Linked DNA regions of Mus musculus: region 2 is linked to region 1. Evidence: chromatin loops called from intact Hi-C (ENCODE). Cell type or tissue: heart. All regions are shown on one strand. Links, peaks and the distances in the headings refer to the core of each region. The heading gives the core; the rest is flanking DNA.

Evidence for each region. A loop is a pair of places that touch in the nucleus more often than their neighbours do. Peaks named below come from ENCODE experiments on the same cell type or tissue, not always from the same donor. Only the 100,000 strongest peaks of a DNase experiment are listed, where the experiment ranks them.
Region 2: a loop joins it to region 1, with 6 times the contacts of the local background. A loop is called at or near these places in 7 of 42 quality-filtered maps.

What each region holds. Positions count from the first base shown.
Region 1 is chr19:36,117,504-36,121,898 of GRCm38, forward strand. It overlaps Ankrd1 (ankyrin repeat domain 1 (cardiac muscle)), which reads right to left and starts at 2,341. Exons shown (of 9, transcript NM_013468.3): 1 at 2,252-2,341; 2 at 1,716-1,895; 3 at 723-860; 4 at 331-438. The coding sequence starts at 2,278. In heart, for the core only: no CTCF peak of the experiment used is centred there; a DNase peak (open chromatin) is centred at 2,478; H3K4me3 peaks cover 3,130 bases; H3K27ac peaks cover 4,000 bases.
Region 2 is chr19:36,167,351-36,171,745 of GRCm38, forward strand. No RefSeq gene overlaps it. Among named protein-coding and RNA genes, the nearest start is that of Gm32081, 15 kb to the right of the region's middle. In heart, for the core only: no CTCF peak of the experiment used is centred there; DNase peaks (open chromatin) are centred at 971 and 1,971; H3K27ac peaks cover 1,173 bases.

The DNA of each region.
Region 1 (4,395 bases), core at 110-4,109:
CTACTAATAATATCTTTCACCAGAAGTAATTTTTTGGCCTTGCCTTTATGGAAGTCTAGACCAAGGATCTAAGAAGTTAAAGATGAACTGACCTCGTATAAATCAAACAGAATTATATGAGAACAAGAAAAGCCTCATGCAATCCATCATGCTAATCTAGTTTTGGCGGTTGTGGGACAGAGGGGAACAATAATCTCTCTCTCTCTCTCTCTCTCTCTCTCTCTCTCTCTGCTACTGGCAGATGTAGCAACAGCTGGAGAAACTTTTAGGTGGAAGACATTGAGACTGTATTTGCCAGCCTCCAGGAAGGCACGGCACAGGCTTGCTTACCTCATCGCAGACGTCGGGGCTGTTCTTGTCTGACAGGAATTTCTCTACAACTGGCAGTTTGTTCTCCAGCGCAGCTTTCAGAAACCTCGGCACATCCACAGGTTCAGTCTAAAGTGAGGGAAGAGGAGGGCAGGAGGAGACAGACAGAGGAGGAGAAGGAAGAGGAAGAGGCAAAGGGAAGGGAGAGGAAAAGACAAGACAGGAGAAGAAGGGAGAGGATGCTCATAAAGAGTAGAGGAGAAAGTGGGAAAGAACAAAGAAGAAAGAAATTGAGGAGAAAGGAGAGAAAAGGGAAAGAAATCGAAAGTGGCCATGAGTTTTGCTGCCGTCGTCCCTCCACAGGACTCACCCCTGCAACTTATAAGGATGTGCAATAACCAAACAGTCCTTACCATAATTTCAGGTTCTGGCTCCTTCACAACTGGAACTTTGGTTTTCTTGTATTTTTTCCTTTTCTTCAGTTGAACAATTATTTCAAGGTCTTCTAAGTTTTCAAGCTTTGATCTTTGTTCTAGTTTTTTCTTTTTGAGCTAACGAAAGGGGGGAAAAATCAAGTGTTGAAAAATATATAGTGAGTTCTAACTATTGTGGTACCTGAACAAACCCTGCACAGCCTGAGCAAACTGTGAGTGGGCTGAGAATGGGAAATCCAAAGCACTTTCAAGTGAGTGTCTGACTTCAGGGATTTTATTTTCATTAAAGTATTTGGGGTCTAATTTTAATCTAAGTCATATTTACTTCCTTTGCTTGTAGAACTAGTCCTTGACTAATTGGTTAGAGGCACGACATAGTCTCTCAGTAATCATTTTGTAATTAGTACCATAAAGCCCAGATTTCTATAGAATTTGTTTTCTCATTCTCAAAAACTAACATATGTTTTAACCAAGGGTAGAAAATACAGATAAATTCACAAATACTGATGCCATTCTCCTTCACGAGTCTCTGAAACGGAGATTACTGCTGCACTTCTAAATTTGTGTTAGTAATCTACAAAAATTCAATAAATAAATTTCAATAAACATGGCAAGCTTATTCTATGACCCGTGGGCCACAACTCAATGTTATCAAAAAGAACAAATCGCCTTGGCTCAAATTGAGTAGGCAGTGTGTGATGTTGGAGCTTTTCTGGTTATCATTATCTGTCTGTCCTTTGATCAAAACGTGGTCATAGCACATTCAATCATTGATTCAACCCTCCACACAGGAGGAATCCAAAAGTAATTCCCCCAGTCATTTCCATGTGCACTGCTTCTTTGCATCATGCGCTTCATATCTGGTGAAAAGACATCTTTAGAGCAGTTTTTATTTGTTTTCCTCCTCTCTTCCCCTCTTCCTCAGGGACCTCCGTACCCCACTCCCACTAGGATTTTGTGGGAGGTCCTCACCTCTGCCTCTCGCAGTTTCTCGCTTTTCCGTTGTTCCTCCCCCTGCTTCACGCTGTTGGCCGGAAGTGTCTTCAGGTCCTCTTGCTTCTCCAAAGCAACAGCAGCTTCATATTCTCCATTTCTGAACTCCCCAGGAAGGAATTCCCCTGCGGCCCCATTGCTGTTCTTTTTGCCTGTTACCTGTATGTGAAGAAGATGTTGAAGTCAGAAGCAAAGCTACCCATCTTGGGGTAACTGTCCACAAACAATGCCACAGGAGGTCCTTCCTCTCCATCCAGCGACAGCCACCTTCAGGCGGTGCACTGTCTGGAGCATAGCTCCAGGTATCCCAGGTGCCTGCCTTCCTCTCACAATTAAGATGAGCATCAGGTTAGCACATGAAAATTCACTTTTAACCCACTCAACCCACTCAACCACCTTCTCTTAGGAAGTCACTAACGCCAACCCCACATTATTCCTGAGAAAGAAAAACCATCTGTATTTTCAAATAAAAGCCAAGATTAAAAAAAAAAAAAAAAAAAAGATGTTTTACATACCAGCTCCTCTACTCTCAGTACCATCATGTTGGCAGCCGTGAGTCTATGTTTTTCTCTCTTGTGGATGAACCCCTGGAACTGGCCCTGTGGAGCCCCTCCACACCAGCCCGTTATATAGCTAGGGCTGGGTGAGATAATCTTCCAGCCTGGGAAGCCAAGTCACACCCCTGCCCCCACCAGTGGCCAATTCAGAGGCAGGTGAATTTTCATTCCAGACTTAGTGTCTGGGAAGCCCAAGAGGGAGATGACAAGCTGGCCGCGGCGTATGCGAATCAGGAAGAAATGTGAGAGGGTCATTCCTTTGGCAGTGACCACACCGCTCAGCAATGCGAGTCATCCCACGTATCGGGAAGCCAGGGGACAGCTGCCTGTTAATATTGCACCACATCGCTGCTCTTTTTCCTTCTTTGTCAGCTCTCATATGACTAACGTATCAAGAAAATGCAAGCACTGTGCATCACACTTACAGCCATATCTTTCTGATAACTGGACTTATCAGCACTCCAGTTGGCTGGGAAGTGTTGCTTTGGGACATCCTATTTCTGGGGATAATCAGCCCGAGGGGAAGGAGATGGGTCTGGGTGCCACTTGTCTCTATCTGTTTGGAATTCTCTGGAGTGATGTCTGCAGCTAAAATGGCCCTGTGACATGCCATCGTACCAGCATTAGGAGAAATTGAAAGCATTCAGTAATGCACTTTGACTCTATGGTGTCACTGGCCATAATTAGTGCACCACAGGCTCACCGTGTTCTAAATCTGAAGGCTAATCAGAGGATCTACCCCAAAACGGGCCGAAGTGATGCACAGAGAGATGTGAGTCCAGTTCTTAGCAGAAGCACAACTTGGATGCTGTCAGTAAAGTTTCCCAATGCTGTGGGAAAAGCTTAAGAGAGCCCGAGAAAAATGTGCGTCTGAGGCTGGAGACTCATGGGCTAATGATAGAGCATCTGCCTAGATACACGGGGCTCTCGTGTTCTATTCCTAACACGGAAACAAAAAGGCCCCAAGCTTTGCTGTTGAGAGAGGCAAAAATACTTGTTTCTGGCTTGTCATCGCTAAGATATTAAAATGTGAAAAATATAAATATTTAGATCTTTTTATAGTTCGAGGAAAGATTCTATCGTAAGAGCCACATAAAATACTTTTTTTATTTTTTATGAAAGAGGAGAGTGAAGGGGGTGTCAGTAGAAGAGGGAAGTGTTAATTAGGGTGTTGTGTATGTTTGTTATGCTGGCCATCATATATCTGTCTCTCCTCACTCACCCTTCCATGAACATGGGGTAAGAACCCCCACCCCACTTCAGCTGTTCAACCAGCAAATTGTGTTTCTAGAATCTTCAGTACAAGACATTGCCCTGAAAACCAACACACTAATACCTTGTCCTTCGTGGGTTCCCCTCTCCTAGTGTTCTCTCTGTCCTATCTGTCCTGAGACGCTATCAATGGATAACTGTTGGTCTTCTCGTTTTCATGGTTAACACTATTTTCTTTGACCTCTTGAAGTGACAAGCAGCTATGGCAGCTTTTCTCATTCCTGTGGCCGTTTGTTCCAGGCCTGACTCAGAGCTAAGGGGGGCTGAGAGTTGAGACCTTTCCTTTGAGGAAGGACTCTGGGCTGCTGAGCAGTCTTGAATCTCTGAGTATTTTGTGCCTCCCTAATTCAAGCAAGGCCAAGGATCTCGATTCACAGAGATGACACCTAGACACAGAAACATTAGGCTACTTGCTATGGATGCAGAGCTAGAAGGTGAGGTTGCGTCTTCGCTCCACCCACGATGCGTCTTGGCTCCACCCATAAGAAGCAGACCTGGTACATACAGTTCCTACTCAGACTTACTAAGAGCCCCAGCAGAACAGCTGAAAGGCTTTCTGTGAACACATCACTTTGAAGAATGAAGAATGGACAGAAAGGCTTTCCCAAACCTTTCCCCACCCAGGTGATTTTTCTCTAGAACAGTGTGGCGGCCTCATGTTGTGGTGACCTTCAATCATAAAATTATTTCATTGCTATTTCATACCTGTAATTTTGCTACTGTTACGAATCGTAATGTAAATACCTGACATATAGGATAGATGATATGTGACCCCTGTAAAGGGTCGTTTGATTCCCCCAAAGGGGTCGAGGCCCCCAGGTTGAGAACTG
Region 2 (4,395 bases), core at 246-4,245, 50 kb after region 1:
GAAATCAGCTTCAACACTGCATGTCCCTGAGCCTCATCAACAAAGTGTGGAGCCAGAGTTGGCTGGGGCTTGGTGTGGTGTGAAGCCCATGACAGGGCTTGGCTCTGTGTTGCCTGTGCTGTCTACACAGCTTAGTTCATCAACCAGAGTACGGTGAGGATCCCAGAAAACCAGGCCAAAACAATTCAAACGCGTGTAGCAACAGGGCTATGGAAACTACTCAGGGGCTCTCTCAGGGGCCTTTCCAAATTGTCCATCGGGAGGTTTGTTTTCAAACCACAGTCCAAGACCAAACCACTTAACCAAACCGGTTATGTCAGCAGCTTTGCCCAAGGTGTCCCTGAACAGCTGTCAGCAGGACTCTAAAAGGAACACAGGGGCTTGAGACTTGCAAGCTCTGGGGTGGCCTGAAAGCAAGGTCAATAAGAAAATTCCCCTTACATCTCTGTTCCAAGAACTTAGTCAGACAACGTGTCCTGGAGGACTCACCATAACCTATGTGGTAAATGCTGTGATATACTGAGTTCTTCCCAGAAGTTGCCCTTCTTCATGGTAACTGCAGCCCCTTCGCTAGAAACAGCTCACATTTAAAAAAAAAAATCCCTCACAGGTGAGCCCTCCATTTCTGGATTCCAATTAAGAATGGTCATCACAACATCCACGTTCTACTTTACCATATAACAAAACATCCACAGGTCCCAGGGCTTAGAACGCGCTGGTAAAGGTAGGCTATTAACGAGCATACTATAAAATCATGCAGCGAATTCTCAAGGCTTACTTCCTGACTCAACGTGTGCATTATCTTCCCTGGAATGTGAAGTCATCTTTGGATTCTGTTTTTGTCATGTGCTTGCCATGGCTGTGTCAGGAAACCCGGCCTCAGTGAGGAGACCTGTGATTTGATTGGTAACTTTATTGGGAAACACCAGAACACCAGTGATAGGTACAATCTATCTGCCACTTCTAAAACCTGTTCTTGTGTTTGCTCTCTACACGCCAAATCCAGTGTCTGACCTCACCCCAGAGGGGAGGGTTTACTCTCTTTGACCAAATACTATTCTCAGAACACTGTGGTGGGGTGGAGTGGGGTGGGGACAGGCGAGGGGTGCTCAAGCTTGTGGGCAGATTCCTGTGTTGCCTCCATAAACCTGCTTCTGGCAGTGGAAAGCTGGCACCCCAACCCTTCTGATGGGAAATCTCAATAGCTGATTTTTCACTCCATGACTAGAGATAGGAGGGAATTTCACATTCTGTTAATCCTGAGAGGTGCCCTGAAACTTCATTTTTTTTCCTTACCCCAATCCTCTCAGCATGGTTTTCTGTTACAGAACTGTCTACTTTCTGGCACTACCATGAATAGCTGAAGGAAATCAACCTAATGGGAACCAAGGGTTTATTTTGTCTCCAGGTTGGAGGTCTCAATCCATGGTCAATTGGCCCTACTGCTCTGGGCCTCTGGGCCTCTGGGCCTCTGGGCCTCTGGGCCTCTGGGCCTCTGGGCCTCTGGGCCTCTGGGCCTCTGGCCAGGAAGCATTCCCTGATGGAGGAACCTAACCATTCACTCTATGGTAGGGAAGCAACAGAGAGGAAAAGGAAGAGACTGGAATCCTCAACTCATCTTTTTCAGGGTGTACCCCCAATGGCCAAACACACATTTTACTGGGCCTGACTGCTTAGAGTTTATGTCACAATCCCAGAAATGAGCTGGGGACTAAGAATGCAGTGCACAAGGTGCTCAGGAACATTTGAGACCTAAATTATATGTGGCAGGATATAGACTTAGTTCTATGATGACCTCTACTCTGGCTAGACTGCTGACTCCCTTTTGATCTATCTATCTATCTCAATACAGGGTCACCCAAGAGAACATGACCTCTGCAAAAGGAGCCTGCTACTTGCAGTCCTTGAAAGGCTCTGTCATCACAGCCTCCCTGGCAGTGCCAAGCAGGCAAGGACAGGCACCAACACTGAGAGACATTTTGGCACTCAAAGGGAACTCATGTCTGCCATCTGCAGACATGACAGCCAAGGATATGACCCCGGGGAAGCCCTTCGAATGGGTCTTTCCTTGTTGTGTTTATATTTAGCACAAACAAAAACAAAACCTACAGCTGCTTTTATCAGTGGCAGGTATTGCATAGCAACCCAAAATAATAAGGGGCTATCACTACCTCCCCTCCCCCCCTCCCAGTTAGGATGTGTTCTCCTCAAGTTTGGAGGTTTCTAGACAGTTGTCTGTGCTTGGCTCACGTGACATGCACAAATTGTATGGTATTGAAAAGATTCAGAGGGGGAAAAGACTGAATTTTAGTCCTAGTTTAGAAAGTTTTTTTTTTCTATTCAGATTTTTGAATATGAAGTATTTGGGCCAGTGAGATGCCTCAGTAGGTAAGGGCATTTGCTGCCAAGTTCTTGACAACCTAAGTTCTATTCCTGCAACTCACACACTGGAAAGAGACTCAACTTCTTCAGGATGTGTCCTCTGATTTCCACATGTGTACCTTGGCATGGGCTTATGTGAGCATCCACAAACAATCTAAATAAATAATGTAGAAAAGAAATATTTCAAACGTGTCCAAAGGTAGAGAAAATAAACCAGACAAACACTTGACCAGGCTGAGTAACTAATTTTTCTCTGCACATTAACAGCTAAAGCCAAGGCCCCTTCCTCTGAGTCCCTACTTCCTTCCACAGAGATCTCTGGTCTGATCTGTGTCTGTTATTCTTGCCCACGATCATGAACTCTCACTGAATATTTATAAATTCCAACAATTTCAGTTGTTCTATGTGTATTTAAATGAGCATAAATAGGATGCACACACATGTGTATGTGTGTGTGTGTATGTATGTATGTATGTATGTATGTATGTATGTATGTATATATGTATGTATGTATAATCTTGCAATTTGCTTTTCTTTTCCAACAGTAAAATTTAGAGATTTGCTTATAATATATGAATACAAGGCAGCCATAAGTACACTCTTTTTAATTTCAGTCTAAGGTGTCACCATTTGCTAGTCGGCCATTGGAGGGTCAGCTTCTGCTTACTCTGCGTTTGCTTGCAAATGCTGTGCATCTGTCCTTGTCTTCCTGGACATACATTTACTCAGGTGGAATTTTGAGTTGATAGGCACGTCAGTCGCCCCATCATCCCATGCTCCCAGCTGTGCCCATGTACACTCTCGCTAGAATAAGTTTCTGTTTTCCTGACCTCAGCCCTTGTAAGTTTTCAAGTTCTGATCTTCCAGGTGCAAATGGCATCTAATCCTTTTATCGTGCATCTCCCTCATGACTCGTGTGCATGGAATGTTTGTTTGTTTGTTTGTTTGTTTGTTTGTTTGCTGGCCAGTTCTGGTGTGGGAGTCGGGTGTGTGCATGTGTGAAAGAGCCATTCTAACCCCCTGCTCTCTTCCCATATATCTGTTACTATATTTACTCTAAAATTATTTTAGTTGTTAATATCTTCTCTCAATCTGCATCTTGCCTTTCACCATGGTTTGTTATATATTATAGATAGCACTTTAATATAGTCAAATTAATATATTTACTCAAGGCTCACGTGTAGGATTTCAATCCAGCAAAATGGCTACTCTGATCACATTCCTAGACCTTCTAGGTCCGTGAGATCTGGCTGGAATGCAAACACATCCTTAGTACACAGCTTTAAATCCCTCTCGCCAGATTTCTTTACTACCTGCCTCTAATATCAAATTGAGAGGCAAACAAAGTGATGCATTAGAGAAAGATTTGACAGAATGAGTCAAAGATAAAATTTGCCCAACTCTCAGAAGAAAAGCTATTTAAGAGCATCTTGTGCACAGGGGGGAGGGGAAGAGGGGGGAGCAAGGGGAAGGGAGCAGAGGGGGAGAGAGAAAGAGAATCCGGTCAGTTTGTCAGTCAGCTGGGAGTCAGTGGAGCTGAGTTTGTTCTTGAGTTCATGCCGTTCAGCAGTTCAGCAGAGACAGTTGAAGCCAGAATAAGAAGGAGCCAGAGATTAGAAAAAATGTCCAGAGTCAGTTTGAAGCCAAGCAGAGCAATGCAGTGAGAAGCTGAGAGAAGTCAGATTGAATCAGGCAGCTTTAAGAGAAGTTTTGAGTCAAAACAGCTGAGTTGAATGAGCCAGCCAGAGTTCAGAAAGAACTCGAAAGGGTGAGCTTATTCGGCAGTAAGCCTATGGGACAATTACACCAGGTGACTAAAAGATACTTCGGCACCCACGAGTATTTGCCTTTTCTTTAGTCATCCGTTCCTAACTGCATCCAAGATGTTCTACCACCTTTTTTTTGCAAACATTTAAAATGTATTCTCTTTACCCTTAAATCTCTGTCCATGTGGAATCCGCTTTCACCAATATGGTGAGATGGGCATCTTGCTTTACCTTTTCTTAAATAGAA